Linked DNA regions of Homo sapiens: region 1 is linked to region 2. The links are chromatin loops, found by intact Hi-C in ENCODE. Cell type or tissue: OCI-LY7. All regions are shown on one strand. Region 1 has its middle 41 kb from the start of BHLHA9. Region 2 overlaps ABR (ABR activator of RhoGEF and GTPase).

Region 1 (8,000 bases), 110 kb before region 2:
TCACTGCACTCCAGCCTGGACGACAGAGTGAGATTCTGTCTCAAAAAAAAAAAAAAAAAGGAAAAGAATAAACAAAGAAGGAAGAGGGATATTAGTAAAATGAGTAAACACAGACTTTGGCAAGAAAGGAAATTCTTTCTTGGAGTTGACGTGTGGGAAGCAAATGTGCCCCAGTCCGGAGTGATTCAGGACAGGAGAGCCCAGCAGGAGGCAAGGAGGGGGTTCATGCATCTGTCTGTTTGTTCGTTCGTTCATTTCTTTCCTTCAACAATTATCAGTCATCTCTATACCACACTCTGCGAGAAGGTGTCGGAATACAAAAATGAAAAAAGACACAATCTCTGCACTTGAGGGGTTCTTAGAGTAGGGGAAACAGAAGGTCTCACTGGTAACTACAATAAAGTGGAGTCCAATGCAGTGCCTCACGCCCGTAATCCCAGCACAGTGGGAGGCCAGGGCAGGCCGATTGCTTGAGCCCAGGAGTTCCAGAGCATCCTGGGCAACAGTGAGACCCCCATCTCTGCGAAAAATACAAAAATTAGCCAGGCATGATGCCACATGCCTGTAGTCCCAGCTACTCCGCAGGCTGAGGAGGGAGGATGGCTTCCGCCCAGGGGGTCCAGGCTGCAGTGAGCAGTAATTGCACCGCTACCCTACAGGTGGAATCCCCAGTGGCTCATGCTGGTAATCCCAGCACTTGGGGAGGCAGAGAGGGTGGACTGCTTGAGCCCAGGAGTTCAAGAGGAGCCTGGGCAACATGAGATGATGGGGGCAACAGCAGTGAGCACGACTTTGAGATAGTGGATTTTTTTGTCTTTTTGGGGGATTTTTTTTTTTTTTTTGAGACAGAGTCTCGCTCTGTCACCCAGGCTGGAGCGCAATGGCGTGATCTTTGCTCACTGCAGCCTCCACCTCTTGGGTTCAAGCCATTCTCCTGCCTCAGCCTCCCTTGGGAGTAGCTGAGATTACAGGCACCCGCCACCACACCCGATTAATTTTTGTGTTTTTAGTAGAGACGGGATTTCATCATGTTGGCCAGGCTGGTCTTGAAATCCTGAGCTTAGGTCATCCACCTGCCTCGGCCTCCCAAAGTGCTGGGATTACAGGTGTGAGCCACCGCAACTGGCCGAGATGGTGGATTTGAAATTTGTTCCATTTGCTCATGGCCCCCTGCCGTTTCAGGGAGTGAGATGAGATGGAGAAGCCGTTGCCTCTCTACAGGAAAAGAAACAAAAAAAGGTGGAACAAGGGCAAACAAAGATAAAAGGCAGGCATGAGATCCAATGCTGATACAAACAAGGGCGAGGAGGGGCTGAAAAGGTTCATCAGAGGGGGAGGTCCCCAGGCAGCGGGGACTTTTGCAAGCGTGTAGGGAGAGATGAGAAGTTCCAAGGAAAAGGAAAAGGGTGTGAGGTCTTTGGGGCCAGCTTTGAGCTGGCAAGGCTAAATTATAGGAAGAAGGCAGCGACGTGGGCAGAGACCAGATGTGGGAGGACTTCCTGCGTCAGGCCAAGGAGTCTGGACTCCACCCTGTACGCGACGGGAGCCAAGAAAGGGCGCAAACACATGGCACATTTGTGGTTAAGAAACATCTTCCTTGCTTCCTTGTAGCCTTGAGGAATGAATTAAGGGGCTGGAAAAGTGGGACCAGGACGGCCTGTGCCCATGGTTCAGGTGAGAGCCGGGTGGGTGGCAGGGGCTATGGAGAAGGTGGCTGAGTTTAGCTCTAGTCCCCAAAAGGTGCTGTGGGGAGGAAGAATTTCCAGCTGCCAAGTCAGCCTCTTAGATCAATTTCTTTGTTTTCTTTCTTTTTTTTATTTTTATTTTTTGAGATGGAGTCTCACTCTTGTCGCCCAGGCTGGAGTGCAGTGGTGTGATCTTGGCTCGCTGCAACCTCCGCCTCCCAGGTTCAAGCAATTCTGTTGCCTCAGCCTCCCGAGTAGCTGGGATTACAGGCGTCTGCCACCACGCCCGGCTAATTTTTGTATTTTTGTAGAGACACGGTTTCCCCATGTTGGCCAGGCTGGTCTCGAACTCCTGACCTCAGGTGATCCGCCCACCTCGGCCTCCCAAAGTGCTGGGATTACAGGCGTGAGCCACCGCGCCCGGCCTCTTAGATCAATTTCTTCATGCTTAAAATGAAGGAAACGTGAATCATTGATAAGGTGTCCCCTCTTTAAGAAAGCACGAGATGGTTTATCAGGGCCTCTCTTCGCAGGCAGTGGAGCCTCATCCACAACCCTGGAAAAGAACTGGAAAGCCTTGCTCAGCCAGGTGCGGAGGGCAGGGCCACGTGGGACCCCCGTCTCCAGGCCCCCTCTCCAGCTCCCGTTTCTTTCTTTCTTTTTTTTTGAGATGGAGTTTCGCTCTTGTTGTCTAGGCTGGAGTGCAATGGCGCAATCTCGGCTCACCGCAACCTCCGCCTCCCGGGTTCAAGCGATTCTCCTGCCTCAGCCTCCCGAGTAGCTGGGATTACAGCCATGTGCCACCACGCCCGGCTAATTTTGTATTTTTAGTACAGACGCGGTTTCTCCATGTTGGTCAGGCTGGTCTCGAACTCCGGACCTCAGGTGACCCGCCCACCTCGGCCTCCCAAAGTGCTGGGATTACAGGCGTGGGCCACCGCGCCCGGCCCAGCTCCCATTTCTCGTCCTCCCCAGGGGAAGTGTCTGAGGCCGCAAAGAGGAGATGGAACGGGGGGGATCCTCGTAGACACCCACGCGGACCCTCCGCCAGGCCGCGGCCCCTGCAGCCACGGTTGGACTCAGTCCCCGGGGAGTCCAGCTTTGAGGTCCCGGGCGCCTCCAGCTAGAGCCGCTTGGCTCAGTCATCCTTGGGTGTTTTTCCCGGAAGAGCTTCAGTGAGAAGAGGAGAGAAGCTTACAGGGGCCGACAGAACCCCGAAGCGTTACCCCCGGATTTGGACTAAACTGCTCCGTGATCTTCGTCACGTGAGTTTAAGGCACGATCGCGCCACTGTGCCCCAGCCTGGGCGACAGAGCGAGACCTGGCCTCAAAAAAGGAAAATCAATCAATCAGTCAATCAATCAATCAATCATCAATCAATCAATCCATCAATCCCGGCGCAGGGCGACCCCGCGGGTCCGCAGTGGCACCAGCCACGCCGCCCTCAGCCCCCACGTCTTCCCCCGGCCCGGCAGGAGGGTGTCCGGGGCCCCGCGCTCGGGTGCAGGGAGCGGGGCCGACAGGGGAGCGGGGCGGGCGGGGTCCGGGGCCGGGATCGGGGCGGGCGGCGAAGGCTCGAGTCCAGGCCCCGCAGCTCCCGCCCTCCCCCGGCGGCTCCGCGGCCCGAGCTGGCTGTGGGATGCCCGGGGCGGGTTCTCATCCCCGGGGCGCCCGCCCCCGCCGCGAGGAGCCGCCGACGTCAGGGAGGCGAAACCCAGGAGGGGAAGAAAAGAGGAAGAAGACGGGGAGGAGGCGCGAGGGCGGAAGGGGACACTTGACTTTCCCTCTGGTCTCTTCGGGGGCCGCGGGGAAGGGTCGGCGCGGACGGAGCTCGGGGCATGTGGGACCCCCGCGCGTTCGAGCGGCGCTGGCGGGCCGAGTTCCCCGGGGCGGAGGCGCCGGTCCCGAGGCTGGAGTCGGTGCGGGACGCGGAGCGGGAGCTGGAGCGCCGCAGACTCAACCTGGAGCGGCTGCAACAGGTGCTGGCGGAGGAGCAGCTCAAAGCCTCGCTCCCGCAGGCCGCGCTGGCCCGGGGCGGCGGCGGAGACTCCGGGGAGCCCGGGCGCCCCGACCCCGAGGCCGAGTCTCCCCGCGGGGACCCCGGGCGCCCCGACCCCGAGGCCGAGTCTCCCCGCGGGGACCTGCCCGCCGGGCCCGGGGCGGCCGGAGAAGCCGGCGGGGGAAGGAGCTGGGCCGACGCCGTCCACCGGCAGCTCCTGCAGCCCCAGCTGCGGTTCCGGGCCCGGGAGGACGACGCGCCCCTCGGGGACCCCCAGGCGGCTCCCGGCACGGACGAGGGGGGCGACGGCGGCGACCACGACTTCGAGATGGTGGATTTCAACGAGAAGTTCATCCTCAGCCACTGGCTGGTGGCCCCTTGCCGGTTCGGGACCCGCGAGCGGGCGCGCAGCCCCCGCCGCTGGATGCACCTGATCCCCGGGGGGCGGCGGCCGCAGCGGGGGACCCGCGACCTGGAGCAGCGGGAGGCCGAGGCCAAGGGCCGCCCGGGCTCGCCCCTCGCCGCGGAGGAGACCCCCGGGCGCGAGCACCTGCCCCCGTGGCGGCGCCGCAGGTTCCTGCGGGTGCCCGAGCGGGACTCGCCCGGCCACAGCTCGCCGGAGAGAGACAGCGACGGCAGCCGGCACAGCTCCGACCGCGAGGACGACTTCTCCGCAGGTGGGCGCCCCCCCCAGACCCCGCTCGACCCCGCCGCGCGCCCCCCACCCCGGGCTGCCGGGACCCCTTCCCGGCCGACTCCGCGGCCCTGTTTAACCTCGAGCTCGGGGCCGGGGAGCGGGCGGGAAGGAGGGTGAGCTGCGCCCGTGTACCCCAAAGCCACCTGTGGAGCTTAGAAAACACGTGCAAGGCGACGTTAAGCTCGGGCGACTCTATGAAAATGAACTGGCGGCGGCGGCAGGGCCGGCGCCCGGGCCTTTGCGCTTTGCGCTCCGTGGCCCTGACATCCCCCAGCCCCTCCCTCCGGCCTGGCCCCCGCCAGATCCCTTGGCGCCACCGGGTGCTGTCACCCTTCTGTCTGTCACCCCTCTCTGCACACACCCCAGGGGCTTCCCATCTCCCGGAAATCCCCGATCCTTCTGAGCTCCGCTTTCCTAACCGCGGAAGGCCGAACCTTCCACTCCATTTTCTGAACTTAGTCTCCTCTTCTCCAGGCTGCTCTGTGTGTTGGGGCCACGTGCAAACTTCAGGGAAGGGCCACGGCCCTCACCAGCCCCCTCTGCGGACTCGTTTTCTTCTTAGAAGGCGGCGCCCGGCCTCTTGGCTTTCTAGGAGTCTGGGAGCAAGAGGGCAAGGGGAGGCTTAGGCCCATCTCGTTTTCCGGCTGGCCTGGTGCCCAGAGACCATGTCTAGTCCAGCGTCTTCACTGGATAAAAGAGGAAACCGAAGCTCAGAAAGATTAAGTGCTCGTTGGGGTGAGCTGAGACCTTCACCGGGTCTCCTGTCATCTCTCTCCCCTCGCATCTGCTCTCTTTTCTGAGGACAGGGCCTGATCTTAGTCATCTTTGAACCCCCTTCTGGTAGTATGCACGGTGCTTTGCAGCAGTCAAAGCTCAACGCATAATGGCTGAATAAATGATTGCCTGGAATTGAGCGTCCACCGAGCTCTTTCTAGGTCAGGGAGTGGGAATGGGGCTAAGGAGGAGAGGTCAGGTGGGGATGGGGGTGGCGTGGGAGCCCTTTGCTGTGTCTGTGAACTGTCACGGTCTCCTCAGCCACGCGGAAAGCAGCACACTGGTGGTGTCCGGTTGGGTCAAGCTGCAACCAGGAATTTAAGATGCCTTCCTGCTCAGTGAAGGAGGAAAAAAAATCATTGATGCTGGGATTGTTCCAAAATCTCCATTATTAGATTTTATCTGGATGAGTTTGCATTTGAATGAAAAACTGTCCACTTTGCTAAAAGCACAGTTGGAAGGTCCATCAAGTCATCTGTTTTGATCAATTACACTTATTCCTTAGCAAAGATTGGCTGTGTTTCCCACAGGCAATGCTCTTGCCGCCCATGCTGGTAACATTTTTATATGTCTCTTTAACTTAAGGGAAGAGCCTGAAGATTTCACCCTAGTGCCAAGTTCCAAATGCCCTTGGTGGAGGCTACCCAACTGGCCCCAGCTGCTTCAGAGCTGGCTGCAATCCTGTCTCCCCCCAGACCCACATCTGTCACCCTCCCCGGGGTGCCCAGTACACTAGGCTTTTCCCAGGGAGTGATTTTTATTTCTGTGAGTCGTCGCCTGTCTCCCTTAGGACACTCTAGCACATAGGGCACCTTGATGCACGTTAGAAATCGGCGCTGCCCCTGGGAATTGCAAAAGATGCTCCCCTCTGGGTGGACCAATGATAACAAGAGTCACCTTCCTCAGGACTACAGACGTGAGCTGGGGCACGTGTCTGGCACTCACGGCTTTGGCTAGTGATGCCTGGGCTAGATTTCAGGTGCCATTCCAGCCCCCTCTGCAGGGCAAGCTCCTGTGGCACACTGCACAGCTACATGTTCGGGTTCTGCCTCTGTCTCCAAAGCCTCCTCGTGAGGAAGTGAGTGGGGGGTGGACTTGCACTTGGTTACATGCATGCACACATAAATGCATAGCAGCACATGTATATACATGGTACACTGCCACATACATGCATGCACACATATACACACACACCTGCACACGTATACACATGGTACACTGTCACATGCATGCACACACACGCACAGCAGCACATGTATATACGTGACACACTGCCACATACATGCATGCACACACACACACCTGCACATGTAAACACATGGCATACTGTCACATACATACATGCACACATTCACACCTTCACATGTACATACATGCACACACACCTGCATATGTACATGTGCACAGTGCCACATAAATGCATGCACACACATACCTGCACACCTGCACACGTATGTACATGGCACACTGTCACATACATGCATGCACACACATGCACACCTACACGTATACACATGGCACAGTGCCACATACATGCATGCACACACATACACACCTGCACACGTATATACATGGCACACTGCCACATACATGCATACACAGACACCTGCACATGTACATACATGTGCACACTGCCACATACATGTGTGCACACACAATCTAGGAGAAAGAGCCCTCAAGCATACAGGGAGGCATTAGAGTGGAGCGATTAAGGGAAGGCGTTTTCGCACTGTGGGAAACAGCTCATTGAAATTAGTGCAGTTGGCAACAGAAGCACCCGGGCGGTCTTCCTTGGCCACCCTTGTCCTTTGTTGCTTCATTTTTCTCTACAGCATTCCCCAAATTACCACCGTGGATGCTGCAATTTTGCATGTGGGTCTTATTCACTGTCTCCCTCCAGTCAAACGCAAGCTCCAGGCAGGCAGGGGTTTTTCTCTCTCAAGATGAGTGCATTGGACACGGCGAGTATTATTCTGTTTTTGGACTCCGTTTCGGTTCTATGCGGACGCGTATGTGTACACTGGGAGCTGATGTAGAATGTATTTCTTGCTGTGAGATGAACAAAAAGGTTTGAAAACACGGAATTAAACCATGTTTCTGAAGCTAGACTGCCTGTGTGACATTGGGAGAAGTTATTTGACTTTTCTGAGCCTGAGTCCCCTCATCTGTAAACTGAGGCTAATAAGCACCTCTTCTCTCCTGCTGTTGATATGAGAAATAAATGGGTCATATTTCTAAAGCGTTTTGGACGGGTCCTGGCACGTAGGAAGCACCCATAAGTGTTAATTAACCACTACTACAGGTCATTTTTCTTTGAGTTGCTTCTTCTTTCTTTTTCTTTTTTGTCGAGACAGAGTCCCGCTCTGTCACCTAGACTGGAGTGCAGTGGCGTCATCTCGGGTCACTGCAACCCCTGCCTCCTGGGTTCAAGTGATTCTCCTGCCTCAGCCTCCTGAGTAGCTGGGATGACAAGAGTGTGCCACTACGCCTGGCTAATTTTTGTATTTTAGATGAGATGGGGTTTCACCATATTGGCCGGGCTGGTCTTGAACTCCTGACCTCAGGTGATCCGCCTGTCTCGGCCTCCCAAAGTGCTAGGATTACAGGCCTGAGCCACTGTGCCCAGCTGAGTTGCTTCCTCAGAGCTTCCCACTCCCCAGTCATTCTGGATCGCAGATGGTTTGGTTTTCCGTGGTGCATGTGGCTGGTACAATGGCTCACACCTGTAATTCTAGCACTTTGGGAGGCTGAGGTGGGAGGACTGCTTGAGGCTGGGAATTTGAGACCAGCCTGGGCGATACAGTGAGACCCCATTTCTTTCTTTCTTTTCTTTTCTTTTTTTTTT
Region 2 (8,000 bases):
ACGGCCAGGCCCTTCACGGACCCAGACTCAGGCCAGCTGGGTGCCGCTGTGCCTCTTCCTCCTCCCCCTGGAAGGACCAGAGTCATTTCACATCCCTTCAGCCACAGACACAAGTGTCATGGTCTCCAGGGCACTGGGCCTTATGTCCTAGGTGCGTGGCCTACACACATCTCAGTGGGAGGGCATCCTGGGTCCTGCCCAGGTACGTGGCGTACACGCGTCTCAGTGATGGGGCATCCCTGGGTCCTGCCCGGGTGTGTGGTGTACACTCATCTCAGTGATGGGGCATCCCTGGGTCCTGTGGTTCTTCATACACAACCCTGTCTAGGGAAAAAACTAGTCCATGTCCCCTGGCAGCTGAATGGGGCATTGGCTCAGGGACGAGGAGAGGCAGCCGACAGAAGCAGGTGCAGCGAGCCTAGGGGAAGCGCTCGGCTGCCAAAAGGCCAGATTGGGCAGAGTGTGGCCACGGCCAGGCGTCCCGGTGACCTGTTGACACCATTCTCCAGCTGCTGGTTGCCTGTGGGCTGGTGTGTTGTGACAGAGGAGGGAAGAGCTGGGGCCCCCGTGGAGAACTTGGCTGGCTGGGACTTGGCTGAAGCCTCAGACCTGAGACAGACGGTGCGATCCTCTGCTCATTCATTCGCTCCACGCACTTTCCCCGAGAGCCTGCCACAGGTGGGGTTGTGGGTGCTGGCGTACAGTGATGACTCAGATGCTCACCTCCTGCCCCAGGGGCTCAAGGACAAAGGGGCAGGATTCACTAAGGTGCCAGGGGGCCAGGTGCCATGGGGAGGGTGACCTGGAGGAAAGGATGTCTGGGCAGATGGCAGGGCAGGCTCAGCCAGCCTCCCCCATCACACTGTGCGAGATCCGAAGATGCCTGGCCAGGGAGTCCCGCCCGGAAGATACCCGGGGAGGTTTAACAAGCGGACGCCGCCACTGGGCAGTCCAGTGCGTAGGAGGCTCCTGCTGGCCCCAAGGCTGCCGGCACGGTGATCTTCGTGTCTCCAGGACGCCCTGCGGTGCCAGCTCCCGCTGGCCCGCACGAGTGCTGAAGCTTACCCCTGCTCTGCGATGAGTGTGAGAGGGGTGTCCACCCCCCGCTGGCGGCCCCAGCCCAAGGAGGTCCACCACAGCCCTCGGGAGCAACACTGCCACGTTCTCCGTTGCCAGTCGTGGTGGGTCAGAGCTGGGGAGCAAACAGGCCAAGGGGCAGGGGCCGGTTTGTGGGAGGGTCCCTCCTATAGCCATGCTGGTGGGGCTGGACGCAGGGGCCTTTCCGAGGCCGCCCTCGTAACCCTTTTGGAAAATGTGAAGCCCTGAGCTGCTGACCTGCACACCCCGCTCGCTGCACTGGCTCAGCCTCCCCTCCCAAGGTGGGTGGGCTCCGTGCCTGGGCTCTGGAGCCCAAGTGGTGCTGGCAGCCCTGGGGGGTTAATGCGGCTCAACTTCCCGGTCGCCTTTCCTTCCCTCCTCCTTTGAAGGAAGCCCACACTGGGGTGATAGAAATAAGCACCGGCTCCGAGGAGTCTGCTGTGAGCCCCTGTCCCTGCCAGGCCTGGGCACAGCCTCCTCGCCCACGCCCTGCTGCCTTGGGCTCCGTCCTCCGTGCGGGGCCTTGTTCTGAGGGCTGAGGGCTCCCCTCCCACACTCCAGAACCTGCCCTGGACCCCTGGAGGGAGTGGGCTCAGTACAAATGGTACCCAAGGAGGAGGGCCACAGGAAGTGACATCGACCGGCCCCCCCCACCTCCTTATTCCCTATAAAAAGCAAAATGGTGACTCAGAGAGGAGAGTTGGAAGCGTCCTGCCTCTTGCTCCCACTGTTAATTTTTACACTTGGAATTAGGCAGAAGGCAAAGAAAACAGCAGCTTGAAATACGCGGCTGACATGCTCTTCATCGGGTAGCAACAGCAGAGCCGCTCCTCCCCGCCTCCCAGCAGCCCCGGAGCGGGCAGGGCCCGGTGCCTGCTGGCTCTCCCCCGCCCCTCACCAGGCCCAGGCCCCCGCACAGCCCCCGCCCGGGCCAGGCGTGGATGGTGCGGCCGGGGCCATGGCTGCCGGGGGCCGCCGCCGGCGCCCACTACGCTACCAGTCCCTGGCAGCTCTGGTGGAGGATTCTCAGTGGCCTTTCTTGTTCCTTGTCTCAGACTTCAGCTACGGGACGGACGAGTACGACGGAGAGGGGAATGAGGAGCAGAAGGGGCCCCCGGAGGGCTCAGAGACCATGCCGTACATCGATGAGTCGCCCACCATGTCCCCGCAGCTCAGCGCCCGCAGCCAGGGCGGGGGGGATGGCGTCTCCCCGACTCCACCTGAGGGACTGGCTCCTGGGGTAGGTACACCGGCTTTTCTTTCTGGGTTTGGGGAGGGGTGACGGGAAGGCCTGGGCATCGTGGGCCAGGCCCTGCTTGGGTTGGTCTCGAGAGATTGGGACTGGAGACGTTTGGACCTGGCCGTTCTTGGTGCCTCGTCATCTCGTCCTGGCCCTGGACCCCTCTCAGGCTCGGGCTTCCCTCCCCACCTGCTTTGCCAACGCTGCCGCCCCTGTCTCTCCCCGTCTACTAGCCGTCTGCTCCCCAGGCCTCCCAGACCCCTCCGTGCCTCTTTCAGCTTTCCCCTGTTAGCCTGTCTCCTCCAGAGGACCCAGGAGAGGACCAGGCTCTCCTCCCCTCTGCACCCAGGCCAGGCAGTGGCTGCATGCGTGGCCCGTGGGCTCCAGGTGTTCAGATGCTGCTCCCGCAAAGCCAGCCTGGGCCTGGTGCTCCCTGTGGGTGCAATGAGCTGCCCGCTCCAGCCCTCCTCTGTTCACTCTGGAAGGGAACAAACTCTGATGGCATCCACCTCTCCTTGTTGACAGAGACAAGAGTTCTGCTCCAGAGAGAAGCATTGTAGAAGGAATATTAAGTATGTGCTCTGAGACAGGCCAGGGATAGAAACTGTGGAGGGTTTGCGGTCCTTGTCATTAACGTGTTCCTGGCGACAGGGACTGACGCTGTCTGAGCGCAGCTCGTGTGTGCCTGTCGGAGACACATGAACGAGCAAAACAGAGGTTCTGGGGGTTGTTTGCCTGGAGCTGGTGGGGGAGAAGAATCCAAGCCGGTCCTCTGTGGGGGGTGTGTGTTGCAGGAGGCGGTGGGAGTGCCCCATCCTTGCTTGGTCCTGCTCGTCCGGGTGTGTTTTGTAGGGGGTCTCCGTCCTGCCTTCTGACGTCCCCAGAGGAGCAGTCGCTGAGATGCCACGGGCTGCCTCTTCTTCCTCCAGGGGCTAGTGCCCCCCCACCCCAGCTGAGGCCGCCTGAACCCTCCCATTCTTGAGAACCCCCTGCTCCTTCCAGCCCCCCCGGCCACCCTCCACCCCCCACAGAGCTCTCACCCCTCTTCACACACCGGGGTGGCTGTTATAGCCTTTGGCAACAAGGGCCTTGGCAACGGGCTTCCCACTTGGGGGAAGCCACATTGCTGCCATGGCAACAGAGGCCGAGGCCGAGTTTAGCGGCAGTCCAGGCGTGCACCTGTGGGAAGGGCTGGCGGGGGGCAGGTGGGAGGCAAGGGGGCCGGCGAGGGGGTTGGTCAGTGTGTTGTTGACCTGCCCTAAGACGGGAGGCGGGTTAGAGACAAGCGTCTCGGACCTGCGGGGGCAGGGTTTTTGCCCTGGTTCTCCTGGAGGCATTGGGCTCAGGGTACAAATAGTAACCCAAGGAGGCAGAGCAGGTGTTCAGGGACCTGAACGGGGGCCAACCAGGGGAGAGCAAGGAGGAGAAGACTCTCGCTCCCATCTCTGCCTTCAGCTCTCAAACCACAGCAGGGCTCAGAGCCCCGCCCGGGGGGACTCAGCTCTCACCCCACTGTGAGCAGCTGCAGGAAGATGCTGCGGAATCCCGGTGTGGGGCCAGGGTCTTTGCCGCTGCCTGTCCCCGCGCCACCTCCCTCTTTGCTCCCTGTCCCTGTGCCCTGTCCTTGTCGCGTGACCACCATGACTGGTTTCCGTGTCCGTCGATTTTCCGATTCCTTTGGTGCTGGCAGGTGCCTTCTCTCGGGAGACAGATCACGGGCGTCACGCACAGATGCCCCCGCCTGGCGCTCCGGGGCTTCGGGGCAGAACTTGACTTGGTGGCTGTGCGTCTTGCTTGGTGGCTCACGAGGGACTCACTTGGCTTGAGGACCTTGAAATCCAGAGATGCTAGAGTGACTGCCCCCTAAAGTGCTTGTGGCCCCCAGGGTTGATGTTTACACCATCGACTAGAAGCCACGCAAGGCAGGAGTAGGGAGCACTTGTCCAGCCTGGGGATCGTCCGGGCAAAGGTCCCATCCGCGGCACCTGCCTTCCCTCCTCAGGGAGCGTTTCTGCCCTTTCTGCTGGGTCACCGGCCCCACCTAGTGGACTCTGCAGGGATTGCTGTTTACACGGGGTGCCTGGAGGGAGCTGACGCCTCTTCCTGAGTACTTGGGGATGTTTTGGTTAAAAACACTATTAATAAAAGACCGAGGTTTCTGCGGCTTGGCTGTGCTTATTTGGCCAAACAGGTCCCCTCCCCTACCAGGCTTCCTGCTGGGGCCTTGGGAACAGGGGGGACTTCTGGACCAAATCAGACAATTGTTGTAGATATTCAGATATCTGGCTTCTGGCACCGCCTTATCGCTGGGCCTTCCACGCCCAAATATGCAGCCAACGGGAAGCCCAAGGTTGAGTCTTTGTGTTAGTCAGTGTTCTCTAGAGAAACAAAACCAACAGGGTGTGTGCGTTATCTGTATCTATATCTACATACGAAGAAAAGTATTAGAAGGAATTGATTCAGGTGATTATGGAGGCTTAGAGGTCCTAATCTCTGCAGTCAATAGCTGGAGACCCAGGACAGCCAATATTGGTTCCAGTCCAAGTCCAAAGGCCTGAGAGCTAGGAGAGCCAGGGATGTAAATTCCAGCTCATAAGCCAGTGGACTCGAGGCTCAGGAAGAGCCAGTGTTTCAGTCCGAGTCTGGAGGCTGGAGGAGGCCAACATCCCAGCTCACGCTCAGGTAGTCAGGCGAGAGGAGCTTCCTCTTATTCTGCCTTTTTGTTAATTCAGGTGTTCAGTGGATTGGATGAGGCCCACCTACACTGGGGAGGAGTCTTTTTACTCAGTCCACCAATACACATATCAACCTCATCCCAAATGCCTCACAAATATGTCCGGATTAATGTTTGGACAAGTATCTGGACACCTTGTGGCCTAGTCAGGTTGGCCTAGAAAATGAAGTGTCATACTATTATTCCTTCAGCCACCCAGGATGGAAAGCAGATAAGCTTTGCGCAGATGAAAATCTATTACTCTCAGGCTGGGCGCGGTGGCTCACGCCTGGAATCCCAGCACTCTGGGAGACTGAGGCAGCCAGATTACCTGAGGTCAGGAGTTTGAGACTAGCCTGGCCAACATGGTGAAACCCTGTCTCTACTAAAAATACAAAAATTAGCCGGGCGTGGTGGCACATGCCTGTAATCCCAGCTACTCAGGAGGCTGAGGCGGGAGAATCACTTGAACCTGGGAGGTGGAAGTTGCAGCGAGCCGAGATCTTGCCACTGCGCTCCAGCCTGGGTGACAAAGCGAGACTCCATCTCAAGAAAATAAAAGAAAATCTACTCTTTAGCTGTGAGACATTGGGCAAGTGTCCTCATACCGCTGAGCCTCAGTCTCCTTGTCTCTAGATAGCTCTAACTCCCCTGAAAGGTAGTGGGGAGGAGGCCCCACTGTGAGCAGCTCTCAGACCACAGCAGGGCTCAGAGCCCTGCCTTGGGGACTCAGCTCCCATCCCACTGTGAGCAGCTCTCAGACCACAGCAAGGCTCAGAGCCCTGCCTGGGGGACTCAGCTCCCATCCCACTGTGAGCAGCTCTCAGACCACAGCAGGGCTCAGAGCCCTGCCTTGGGGACTCAGCTCCCATCCCACTGTGAGCAGCTCTCAGACCACAGCAGGGCTCAGAGCCCTGCCTGGGGGGACTCAGCTCCCATCCCACTGTGAGCAGCTGCAGGAAGATGCTGCGGAATTTCAGCATGAGGGGAGGCCTGCAGCATTAGGCCTGGCTCACCAAAGTGCACAGCCCTTGGCCACCAGGGCCCACAAGACTTTTCTCGCCAGGTTTAGAGGGCTGGGGAGCCAACAGCATTACCACTGCAAAGACCAAGTCTGATCAATATCTGCTGCACCATGACCGAACCTGCTTTTGCAATCAACCTCCTTTCTGCCACATGGGGTGGCCCCGGGTGAAGCCGGGTCTCTGCGGTGTTGGCAGGACATGCTCCTCTCTCCCCAGCACGCCCTTCCACAGCCTTGCACTCTGCCTTTGTCTTCTTTTGTGTCCCCAAGACATGGATCCCACAGAGGTATTAGGGTGAAACCTGAAGCCCTGCCCCATAAACCCTGCCCAAGTCCAGGCTGAGCAGGGCAGCACGGCAGGGCCAGGCCCACAGACCACGGGTGGCTCCATTCAGCGGAGACTGCCCAGTTTCACTCTGAGAAGAAAGGGCCAGGACTCATCTCAGCTGACAAGTGGGGGTGTAGGTTCCTAAGGCAGGACCATGGTCTTACAGAAAACCCGCCTCCCCACAGGCCACAGACTCCTCTGTCTGCTTGCCTCTTGGGAAGCTTAGTAAAAAGGGGCTACAAGGCAGAGAGAAGAACTGGGTTTTGTCCCCACTCTACCACTGTCTCACTGTGTGGCCTGAGGGGTGTCACTCATGACTCCCCACCAGAGCTGCAGTTTGCTCATCTGTAGTGTGAAGACACTGAGAATTTCCTCCCTCCTGACCTCACAGGGCTCAAACCTCACAGCTGTTGTGAGGTTTCTGTGAGATGGTGTTTGGCAGAATGCTTTGTCAATGTAAAATCGAAACAGGGGATTAGACTCCAGCCTGCAGGAGAACCCAAAGATAAGGGTGGAGGCGAATTGAAATCCTCACCATTGGCCGGGTGCGGTGGCTCACGCCTGTCATCCCAGCACTTTGGGAGGCCGAGGTGGGTGGATCACCTGAGATCAGTAGTTCAAGACCATCCTGGCCAGCATGGTGAAACCCCGTCTCTACTAAAAACATACACAAAAAATTAGCTGGGTGTGGTGGCAGGTGCCTATAATCCCAGCTACTTGGGAGACTGAGGCAGGAGAATTGCTAGAACCCAGTGGGGGCAGAGGTTGCAGTGAGCTGAGATCACGCCATTGCACTCCAGCAGCCAGGGGGACAGAGTGAGATGCCATCTCAAAAGAAAAAGAAAAAAAGGAAAAAAAAAATCATCATCATTGTCCCTATCATCCTCTTCCTCCTCCTCCCCCTCATCACAGCTGCTTAGAGAGGCTTGTGCTGAACCTTTCACGTGTTGGTTTCATTTAAGAGCCCCAACAACTCTATGAGGTAGGTGCTATAACCATCTCCACATTACAGGTGCGAAAACTGGGGCTCGGAGAGGTGACGTAATTTGCCTAAGATTAGCTGGGCATGGTAGTTCACTCCCATAATCCCATCTACAAGGGGAACTGAGGCAGGAGGATCGCTTGAGCCCAGGAGTTGGAGGCTGAGAGGTGCTAGGATCACGCCTGCGAATAGGCATTGTACCCCGCCTGGGTGACAGAGCAAGACTCCATCTCTTAATAATAGCTATTAATATTATTGTTTGTCCAAGACCATGCAGCCAGTGGGGCAGCGTGTTATTGAAACTTGGGTTTCTATGATGCCAGAGCCTGCACAGCGCTGTCAGGTCCCGCTCACACGCCCTCCCTTGTGAAGCTTTCACACCCACCCCGCCGCTGATCCTACTGCAGTTTGGGAGGTGTGCACGGTCACTTGTGGGGTGCATCCGCCCTGTGAGATCAGGACCTTAATCCCTGATCATCTCTGTGGACCCCAGTGGAAGCTTCTTGGCACCTAGGGGTTCTCAACTGGTATTTGTGGAATGGAACCAAGTAGTTCTGGGATGTTCAGTCAGGAGGAAGGGAGGAGCAAGGAAGGCTCAGGCAATAACGCTGGGAA

The links. Peaks named below come from ENCODE experiments on the same cell type or tissue, not always from the same donor. Only the 100,000 strongest peaks of a DNase experiment are listed, where the experiment ranks them.
Region 1: a loop joins it to region 2, with 5 times the contacts of the local background. A loop is called at or near these places in 1 of 110 quality-filtered maps.

What each region holds. Positions count from the first base shown.
Region 1 is chr17:1,225,154-1,233,153 of GRCh38, reverse strand. It overlaps a transcript of ABR not described here. Among named protein-coding and RNA genes, the nearest start is that of BHLHA9, 41 kb to the left of the region's middle. RefSeq lists enhancers at 2,727-2,786, 3,857-4,561, 4,717-4,926 and silencers at 3,067-3,546, 3,567-3,696, 4,187-4,246, 4,337-4,606. In OCI-LY7, a CTCF peak has its summit at 6,187 (motif pointing left); DNase peaks (open chromatin) are centred at 3,393, 4,563, 5,083 and 6,153; H3K4me3 peaks cover 4,327 bases; H3K27ac peaks cover 2,679 bases.
Region 2 is chr17:1,119,521-1,127,520 of GRCh38, reverse strand. ABR (ABR activator of RhoGEF and GTPase) reads left to right here. Exons shown (of 23, transcript NM_021962.5): 2 at 2,154-2,338. Among named protein-coding and RNA genes, the nearest start is that of ABR, 56 kb to the left of the region's middle. RefSeq lists enhancers at 3,480-4,021, 4,022-4,564. In OCI-LY7, CTCF peaks have their summits at 4,171 and 4,380 (motif pointing left); DNase peaks (open chromatin) are centred at 3,500, 3,770 and 4,360; H3K4me3 peaks cover 528 bases; H3K27ac peaks cover 968 bases.